2 separate regions of the Homo sapiens genome follow, and region 2 is linked to region 1. Evidence: read pairs that join two places in POLR2A ChIA-PET (ENCODE). Cell type or tissue: GM12878. All regions are shown on one strand. Each heading gives the region's core, and the rest is flanking DNA. Links, peaks and the distances in the headings are about the cores only.

Region 1 (4,399 bases), core at 218-4,217:
CACATTTACAAGAAAAAAAGACAACCCCATTAAAAAGTGGGCAAAGGACATGAACAATCACTTTTCAAAAGAAGACGTATATGTGGCCAACAATCATATGAAAAAAAGTTCAGTATCACTGATCATTAGAGAAATGCAAATCAAAAACACAATGAGATATCATTTCACACTGGTCAGAATGGCTATTATTAAAAAGTTAAAAAATAACACATGTTGGCAAGGTTGTGGAGAAAAAGGAAAGCTTATATACTGTTGTGGGAGTGTAAATTGGTTTAACCATTGTGGAAGACAGTGTGTCAATTCCTCAAAGTCCTAGAGACAGAAATCCCATTTGACCCAGCAATCCCATTACTGTGTATATGCTCAAAGGAAGATAAATCATTCTATTATAAGGACACATGCATGTGTCAGTTCATTGCAGCACTATTCACAATAGCAAAGGCATGGAATCAATCTAAATATCCATCAATGATAGACTGGATAAAGAAAATGTGGTACCTATACACCATGGAATACTATGCAGCCATAAAAAAGAACAAGATCATGTCCTTTGCAGGGACATGTATGGAGTTGGAGGCCATTATCCTTAGCAAACTAATGCAAGAACAGAAAACCAAATACCACATGTTCTCACTTATAAGTGGGAGCTGAATGATGAGAACACATGTTCACATAGAGGGGAACAACACACTGGTGCCTTTTGGAGGGAGGAGGATAGGAGGAAGGAGAGGGTCAGGAAGAATAACTAATGGGTACTAGGCTTAATACCTGGGTGATGAAATAATCTGTACAACAAAACCCCATGACACAAGTTTACCTATGTAACAAACCTGCACATGTACCCCTGAACTTAAAAGTTTTTTTAAAAAAGAAAATCTGACACTCCTATTACCCTTGTTGCAGAAGTCACACCAGACGCATCTTCACCTCTTCCGTTACTGTTGGCCCTGACAATTAAACTTTATGCTTACTCTTGAGGTCTGTATCACACAGTTTTATGAAAGTGTGTTTTTTTCTTTTTAACCTTGCCAATATTTTATTTTTACTTTTTCTTATTAAAAGTTTTTATTAAAATAAAATATAGGATGGTCTGCTTATCCAAAGAGGACAGTTAAGATGGATTTCAGTTTATTTACAATTTTCGGTTAGGTCGATTGAGGTTGATATCTTGAAAGCATACTTTAAATCTTTTGATCATCTCTTGTTATATTATTAGCTTTCTTATCTCATAATCCTCCATATGTAGTTTTATGTGTGATCAGATTCATTCATTTTTAGAATATCATTTTGTTGCAATAAGAATGTTAATTATAACATGAAACATTTTTTGATCTGATTGCATAACAAAATCAATGTTTTCATTTGTCCATGTTATGTTTTAAGGTTGCCCTTATGTGTATTTAACTTTTATACATTGTCAGCAATGTTATAGCTGTAATTTTATTTTATTTTCTTATTTCATTGTATATATTTATTGCATACATTGTGATGTTCTGATATATGTATACATTTGTGGAATGATTAACTCATAGCTATAATTTTAAATTCTACATTTTTACTTAGCATTATACCATGAATATTTTTCCATTTTTATTTCACACATTCATTCATTCATCTTTTATTCACTCAATTAACATTTTAAAGTTATTAGTAAGTGCTTGAGGGTAGATTTAAGGGGGAACTAGTGTCTTTCAACCCAGTTTAAAATATCCATTTTAAGTCTGGGCATGGTGGCTCACACCTGTAATTTTAGCCCTTTGGGAGGCCAAAGTAGGAGGCTCACTGGAGCCCAAGAGTTCAAGACCAGCCTGGACAACATGGTGGAACCCTCTTTCTGCAAAAAGAAATGCAAAAATTAGCCAGGCATGGTGGTGTGCGCCAGTAGTCCTAGCTACTTGGGAGGCTGAGGTGGGAGGATCACCTGAGCCCAGGAGGCGGAGGTTGCAGTGAGCTGAGATTGTGCCACTGCTCTCCTATCTAACCTGGGTGACAGAGGAAGATCCTGCCTCAAAAAAAAAAAAAAAAAAAAGAATCCATTTCAAGAATGGAGAAAAACTAAAAGTGAAGATTACTTAGTAGTCAGTAATATTGCTCCTTGGTTAGAGATGTAAGCAAAGTTTATAATAAACTCACTCAAAATACCTTTGACAAGTCATCCCAATACTCATTTAGTCCTTATTGATTCATGCAGACACCCATGGTAAAATGACGGATAGGAATACATCTTCCTGTTCTTATTTTTTTGTGGATGAAATCTTAACAGAACCATTGCCAAACCTGTCATTCAATGTTCCTCCAAGTGTTCAGTAAGCTAATATATGCTGAAAACTGTCAAAGTGATTCCAAACATTAAGGGAATCTGCGCGCCTCTTAGTAGTAGGATTTATATGCGCCAATGGACCAGGCTGGTCCCATCAGGAAGCTGGGCAAGAATTAGGAGGAGCACATTCTTGCTATCTGAATGAAAGATATCTTGTTCACTGATATTCCAAAAGCTGACCCTCTAATGACAGTAAAAATCAACCCAGCCAGAGCCTTTGCTTCTACTGGAATTCCTCTACCCTGAAGCTAGAGAAGAATATAAAGAAGAATCAAAAATTAGGATAAGGAAGAATTTTCTGAAATATTGAGCATTCTGTAAATGGGCGATGTTAAAGTACAGAAGAACATCATGCATTCAGAATGTTTGTATTTGCTCTCTCCCTTTGCCTCATTTAAGGAAAAGATGAGTTGTCACCAGAAGACACATTCTTAGACACTCCCAGTTTCAGAAAGAAAAGCAATGTTTCTCTTTGAGGACATGGCCTTAAACGACTCTATCGTTGCTGACCTGAAGCTGGTCAAGTCTATGTTATCAGGGCCAAGCACAGCGGTGATGGGGAGGATTTGGGGTCCTATCAGTCCATCTGAGAAGGAAGAGGCTTGCAAGGCAGGTGAATCAGATGAGGAACAGGCTACTGTTCCGTGACTGCTGAGAAAGAGATTGGCTGAGAGTTGGGGTTAAGCTTCCTGGGGAGAGATGAGCAGATGTGCAATCTGCTGCAGAGTTCTGATGAAAATGCTTTCACACAAGATTCCACCTCATGAGCAGAATCTCAGTGAAAGCCTTGACCCTTTTATTCAGTTCTCTTTCCAGCTGTGTGATAGCCTTTTCCTCCTTCTCAAGAAGACACACAGAAGACTTTAACCTCTTTCCTACCTGGCTCCTTGGCTCAGTTTTCTTGGGAAGTGAGCCTAGCCTTACTTGGATGTGAATTCTGCAGTCCCCTGAGGGGTGCAGAATTCTGTTCAGGTTCTGGTTGTGAAAAGAAGTTATATGTCTTTTGTAAAGAGGGGCATTCCTGAGAAGCCTTGTCTACTCTGCAAGATGCTATGGGGCTGACCACATTCCTAGGCAATTTTTCGATGCTTTACATGGTGAAAGAAGCAAGTAAGGAAGTTAGTATACAAGACTTTTGAAGTCTGGGCTTTGGAAAAAAGGATTCAATTGACTTGGATTTTTGTTTCAAAGGCTGGCAGTTGTTAAAGGGATTCTAATAGCTTTGTGAACTACCCTCTCTTGTTTCTCTGAGATTGAAGACCACAGATTTGTTTCTAAAATAAAATCCATGGAATGCTCATATTCATGAGTGCTTTCTGAGTGGGAATTCTCATGTATTTCTTTCTCAATCCATGACATGGGCTTACTGGGAAACATGAATGATGCCAAAAAACTACATATATATATATATATATATATATATATATATATATATATATATATATATATACTCTCATATGCATTTTGAGTTTCAGTGTATATTTTCTTCAGGTAAGGGCTGAGACACCTAAGTTATAAAAGCAATATTTTGCCAAGAGCTCATCTGAGCGACCTTTGCAGCTGGGCACTTGTTCTCCTTGTGGAATTTTTTTGGTGTATAATTTTTCTTGCCAGGAGCTGTGAGTTTAGATGTAGCAGTATTAACCTTCCCTAGGGGACTATCTTTATGATCAAGGGGATCTTTTAGATCTGTTATGAAAGACCTGACTATCTGGGGCTGCCACAACAACCAAACAAGTCCTGTATTCACTAACACAGTGTAAGCAAGTTCTGTTGGATTTAAAATAAATACTCAATCAAACAAACAAACAACCTATAAAGGACAGGTTTAAGCTGAAAGGGGAAGTCTTGGGCCAAGGTGTCCAGTGGAGATCTCTGATGAAACTGGTGCTTTAGCTAATAGACCTGATTAAAAGCTATAATGTAATAAACCTCAAGGTAAAGGTAAGTTACAGCCTGGAGTGAGGTAGAGGCATGGGCAGCTGATCCGGCTAATCTCTCTGTCAGGGCCAGCTACATTAAAAATTTGGATCATGCAAATAGGCATTTTTTTCCTTCTCATTGAAACCCTCATTCCCT
Region 2 (4,399 bases), core at 284-4,283, 82 kb after region 1:
CCTAGCAGGACAAACACACAGCAGTGGGGCAAGCATCAGAATCGCTAACTGTATAGTGAACAACACCAGGATTCATGTTAAAGCCCAACCAATGCCTGCTAACCATTCATTGCCATTCTAGGGCATACCACACAGTACCCCAAAAGGGTGCATCTTCTCCTTGACAGTTTCCATTATAATACGTAAATTGTTGCTTTCTCATTGAAATGTGTGGGTTGCTGCTCCCTTCCATTTATCAAGCGCTTGGAATACTCCTAAGTTTTTCCTCCAACAGAAGGTGATGGGACCCTGACACCCAGGAATGAAATGGTGGAATGGAAGGGACAGTGCCCAGCACTAAGACTGGGGTATAACTGGACGGCAGTGAGAATCATTCCTATCACACGCTTATTGCACAGTGTGCTAATAATTTCCTTGCTTTTCCTATCTCCCACGAGACTGTAAGCTTATAAGGGCGGAAATCATATTGATTTTGGTCAATATTATGCCCAGTGCCCACTGCAGTGCCTAGCACATTGTGAGTGCTCAGTAGACACTGATTGGTTAAATCAACAATTTAATGAAGAATGAGTGGTTTTAAAGACATTGATTTTAAAAGACATGGATTTCCTTTAAGTAGAGAGAATATCAAGATGGTGATGGCTTTTTATCCTAAGCATCTAAGGCCTAACACTTTTAAAAAATTAAGCAAAGGGACTGCACTTTAATAATTTTTAAGTAATTTTAGACTTTCCTGCTCTGTTGTTAAGACTTTCCAGCCTTTGAGGCCTATTTATAGTCTCCTGTTACTCATCATTCGGAATGCCATATATATTTGGTATTTAAAATGATAAAGGCATTTGGAATGACATCTAGCGAGTTAGAATAAGAACTCACACCAGCATCAGCAAATTCCTTTCCTTCTATTGGCAAGAAAAAGTTGGCCATACAGGAAATTATTATGTGACACTGTTTCCCTTTGTACTTATGGTACAAACGGAAAGGTCAATGATGACCCTCCGAAGATGTCCATGTCCCAGTCCCCAGAACCTGTGAATGTTACCTTATATCACAAAAGGTACTTTGTGAATGTGATTAAGGATCTTGAGATTTTGGGTTCTCCAAGGGCATAATGAAATCACAAGAGTTCCTCTAAGAGGGCGCAGGAGGGTCAGAGTCAGAAAAGGAAATGCGAGGATGGCAACAGAGATTTGAAGATGTCATGTTGGTGGCTTAGAAGATGGAAGAAAATGCTTTGGGAGGCCAAGGCAGGCAGATCGTTCAAGCTCAAGAGTTTGAGACCAGCCTGAGCAACATAGTGAAACTGTCTCCACCAAAAATACAAAAACTTAGCTGGTTGCGGTGCAATGCACCTATAATCTCAGCTACTTGGGAGTCTGAGGTGGGAGAATTGCTTGAACCCGGAAGGCAGAGATTGCACTGAGCTGAGATGGTTCCACTCCGCACTCCAACCCAGGCAACAGTGTGACATCCTATCTCAAAAAAAAAAAAAAAAAAAAAAAAAAAAAAAGGCCGTGAAGTGCAGGAAGCTGCTATAAGCCAGCAAAGTTAAGCAAGCAGATTCTCCAGAAGGAATACAACCCTGATGACACCTTTTCATACTTTTTCTTTAATGTCAAAGCTTAAAAAAAATTGTCAAAAATTGAACATATTTAAGGTGTACAACATAATTATTTGACATATATGCATTGTGCAAGGATTGCCACAATCAAATGAAGTAATGTATCACCATTCATGCTGTACATCAAACCCTCAGAACTTCACACTTTTTTTTTTTTTGAGACGGAGTCTCACTCTGTTGCCCAGGCTGGAGTGCAATGGTAATCTCAGCTCACTGCAACCTCCACCTCCCAACCTCAAGCAATTCACCTGCCTCTCAAGTAGTTGGGACTACAGGCACATACCACTCCACCCAGCTAATTTCTGTATTTTCATTTGACACACGGTTTCACCGTATTGACCATGCTGGGCTCAAACTCCTGACCTCACAATCCGCTTGCCATAGTCTCCCACTGCACTGCAACTACAAGCATCACAACATCTTTTTTTTCCTTCTGGACAATCTGGCGCCATAGCCCAAACGGGAATGCAAAGACACGATCTCTACTCACTGTAGGTCTGACCAGAATTGGTGGACTCTTGGTCTCACTGACTTCAATAATGAAACCACAGACCCTCCCCACGTGTGTTAAAAGCAGTATGTCCAGTTTCTTCCGTTTGTTGTTTGGATGGGTTTAGTTTTTTCCTTCAGACTTAAGTGATAAATGATACAGCTCTCAAGGCAGCTTGTCTGGAGTTACTCATTTCTCCCTGTGGGTTTGTGGTTTCAAAGGCCTTAGGAGTGAAACTACAGATTTTTAAGGTGAGAGTTACAGCTCATATGTGCACTACACACCCAATCACCTACAGCAAAATATATTGCCCACACTGGAGGAGAAAAAAAAAAAAAAACACATATTCCTCACAAAACAACACTATCCAATTAGATTGCCGCTGCTGGCTCCAGCAGCCAGCTTTTATTCCCTTATCCGGCCCCACCCACATCCTGCTGATTGGTCCATTTTACAGAGAGCTGATTGGCCCATTTTACAGCGAGCCCATTGGCCCATTTTACAGAGAGCTGATTGGTCCGCTTTGACATGGTACTGATTGGTGCGTTTACAAACCTTGAGCTAGACACAGAGTGCTGATTGGTGCATTTACAATCCTCCAGCTAGACATAAAAGTTCTCCAAGTCCCCGCTCATCTCAGGAGCCCAGCTGACTTCCCCCAGTGGATCGTTTTAGGGCTGCAGGCGGAGCTGCCCACCACTCCTATACTGTGGCGAGGGGCAGGGAGCATCTGTCGGGGAGCCCAAGGTGGGGGGTGTAGGCCTCGGGCATGGCGGGTGGGTTGTGAGCCCTGCCCCGTCGGGAGGTGGCTGACACCGGGGACGGGCCGGCGCGGGCGGGCCGGCAGTGGTGGGAAACTTGTCCGCCCCTCCCGGTGCAGGGCCTGTCGAGGCCGCGCCCACCCGGAACTTGCGCTGGCCCGCGAGCCGGTTCTCGCCTGCGCGTCTGTCTCCACGCCTTTTCCGTTCCCGCTCGCCCCTGTTTCTCCACACATCTCTGCAAATAGAGGGAGCCGGGTCTGGTCTCAGACAATGCAGAGAGTGGTTCCCACGGTGCAGCGGCGGGCTCCTCAAGCGCGGCCAGAGTGGGCACCGAAGCAGAGGAGGCGCTGAGAGGGAGTGCTGCCCGCACACTGTTACCTCTCACAAGCTCCGCCTCCCGGTTTCAGACCATTTTCTTGCCTCGGCCTCCGGAGTAGCTGGGACTACAGGCGCCTGCCCCCATGCCTGGCTAATTTCTTGTATTTTTAGTAGAGACAGGGTTTCACCGTGTTAGCCAGGATGTTCTCAGTCTCCAGACCTCGTGAATTGCCCGTTTCGGCCTCCCAAGGTGCTGGGATTACAGGCATGAGCCACCCCGCCAGGCCCAGAACTTCATCTTACAACTGAGAGTTTGTACTCTTTACCAACATCTTCTCGTTTTCCCCACCCCCAAGCCCCTGGTAACCACCATTTTACTTCTAAAACTTCAGCTGTTTTTAGATTCTTCATATAAGTGAGGTGATGCAGTATTTGTCTTTCTGTGTCTGGCTTATTTCACTTAATGTGATGTCTTCCAGGCTTATCTATGTTGTCGCAAATAATAGGATTCCCCTCTTTTTTCTTTATCCATTCATCTACTTTTTTTTTTCTTTTAGAGACAGGGTCTTGCTCTGTCACTGAGACTAGAGTGCAGTGGCACGGTCATAGCTCACTGCAACCTTGAACTCCTAGTTTCAAGCAATCTTCCCGCCTCAGTCTCATAAGTAGCTAAGACTACAAGCACAGACCGCCACACCCAGCTAATGTTTAAGTTTTTAGTAGAGGCTGGGTGCAGTGGCTCACACTTGTAATTCCAGCACTTTTGGAGGCCGAGGCAGGAGGATTACTTGAGCCCAGGAGTTTGAAACCAGCCTGGGCAACATGGCAAGACCTAGTGCTGCAAAACGTTTTTTAAAACTAGCAGAGCATGATGGCTCACGCTTGCAGTACAAGGTATTCAGGAGGCTAGGGCGGTAGGATTGCTTGAGCCCAGGAGTTTGAGACCAACCTAGGTGGCAGAGTGAGACCCTGACTCAAAAAGAAAAAAAAAATCAGTGTTGTGTCTGTATACTAACACTGAGCTATCTAAAAGAAAACCCCAAAGCATAAAAAAAAAAAAAAATCCCATTAGTAATATTATCAAAGAGAATAAAATAGGAATAAATTTAACCAAGAAGATGAAATTTCTGTATACTGAAAACTACAAAACATTGAGGAAAGAAATTGAAGAAGACACAAATAAATGGAAAGATTTCTCATTTTCATGGT

What was found. ChIA-PET counts read pairs that join two places held together with the same protein. Peaks named below come from ENCODE experiments on the same cell type or tissue, not always from the same donor. Only the 100,000 strongest peaks of a DNase experiment are listed, where the experiment ranks them.
Region 2: POLR2A ChIA-PET joins it to region 1 with 8 read pairs; 4 of 35 experiments call an interaction of 5 or more read pairs at or near these places.

What each region holds. Positions count from the first base shown.
Region 1 is chr6:16,930,774-16,935,172 of GRCh38, forward strand. No RefSeq gene overlaps it. Among named protein-coding and RNA genes, the nearest start is that of STMND1, 170 kb to the right of the region's middle. In GM12878, for the core only: no CTCF peak of the experiment used is centred there; no DNase peak of the experiment used is centred there.
Region 2 is chr6:17,013,068-17,017,466 of GRCh38, forward strand. It overlaps LOC105374951 (a long non-coding RNA gene), which reads left to right and starts at 2,750. Exons shown (of 3, transcript XR_926534.3): 1 at 2,750-2,858. In GM12878, for the core only: no CTCF peak of the experiment used is centred there; a DNase peak (open chromatin) is centred at 2,318.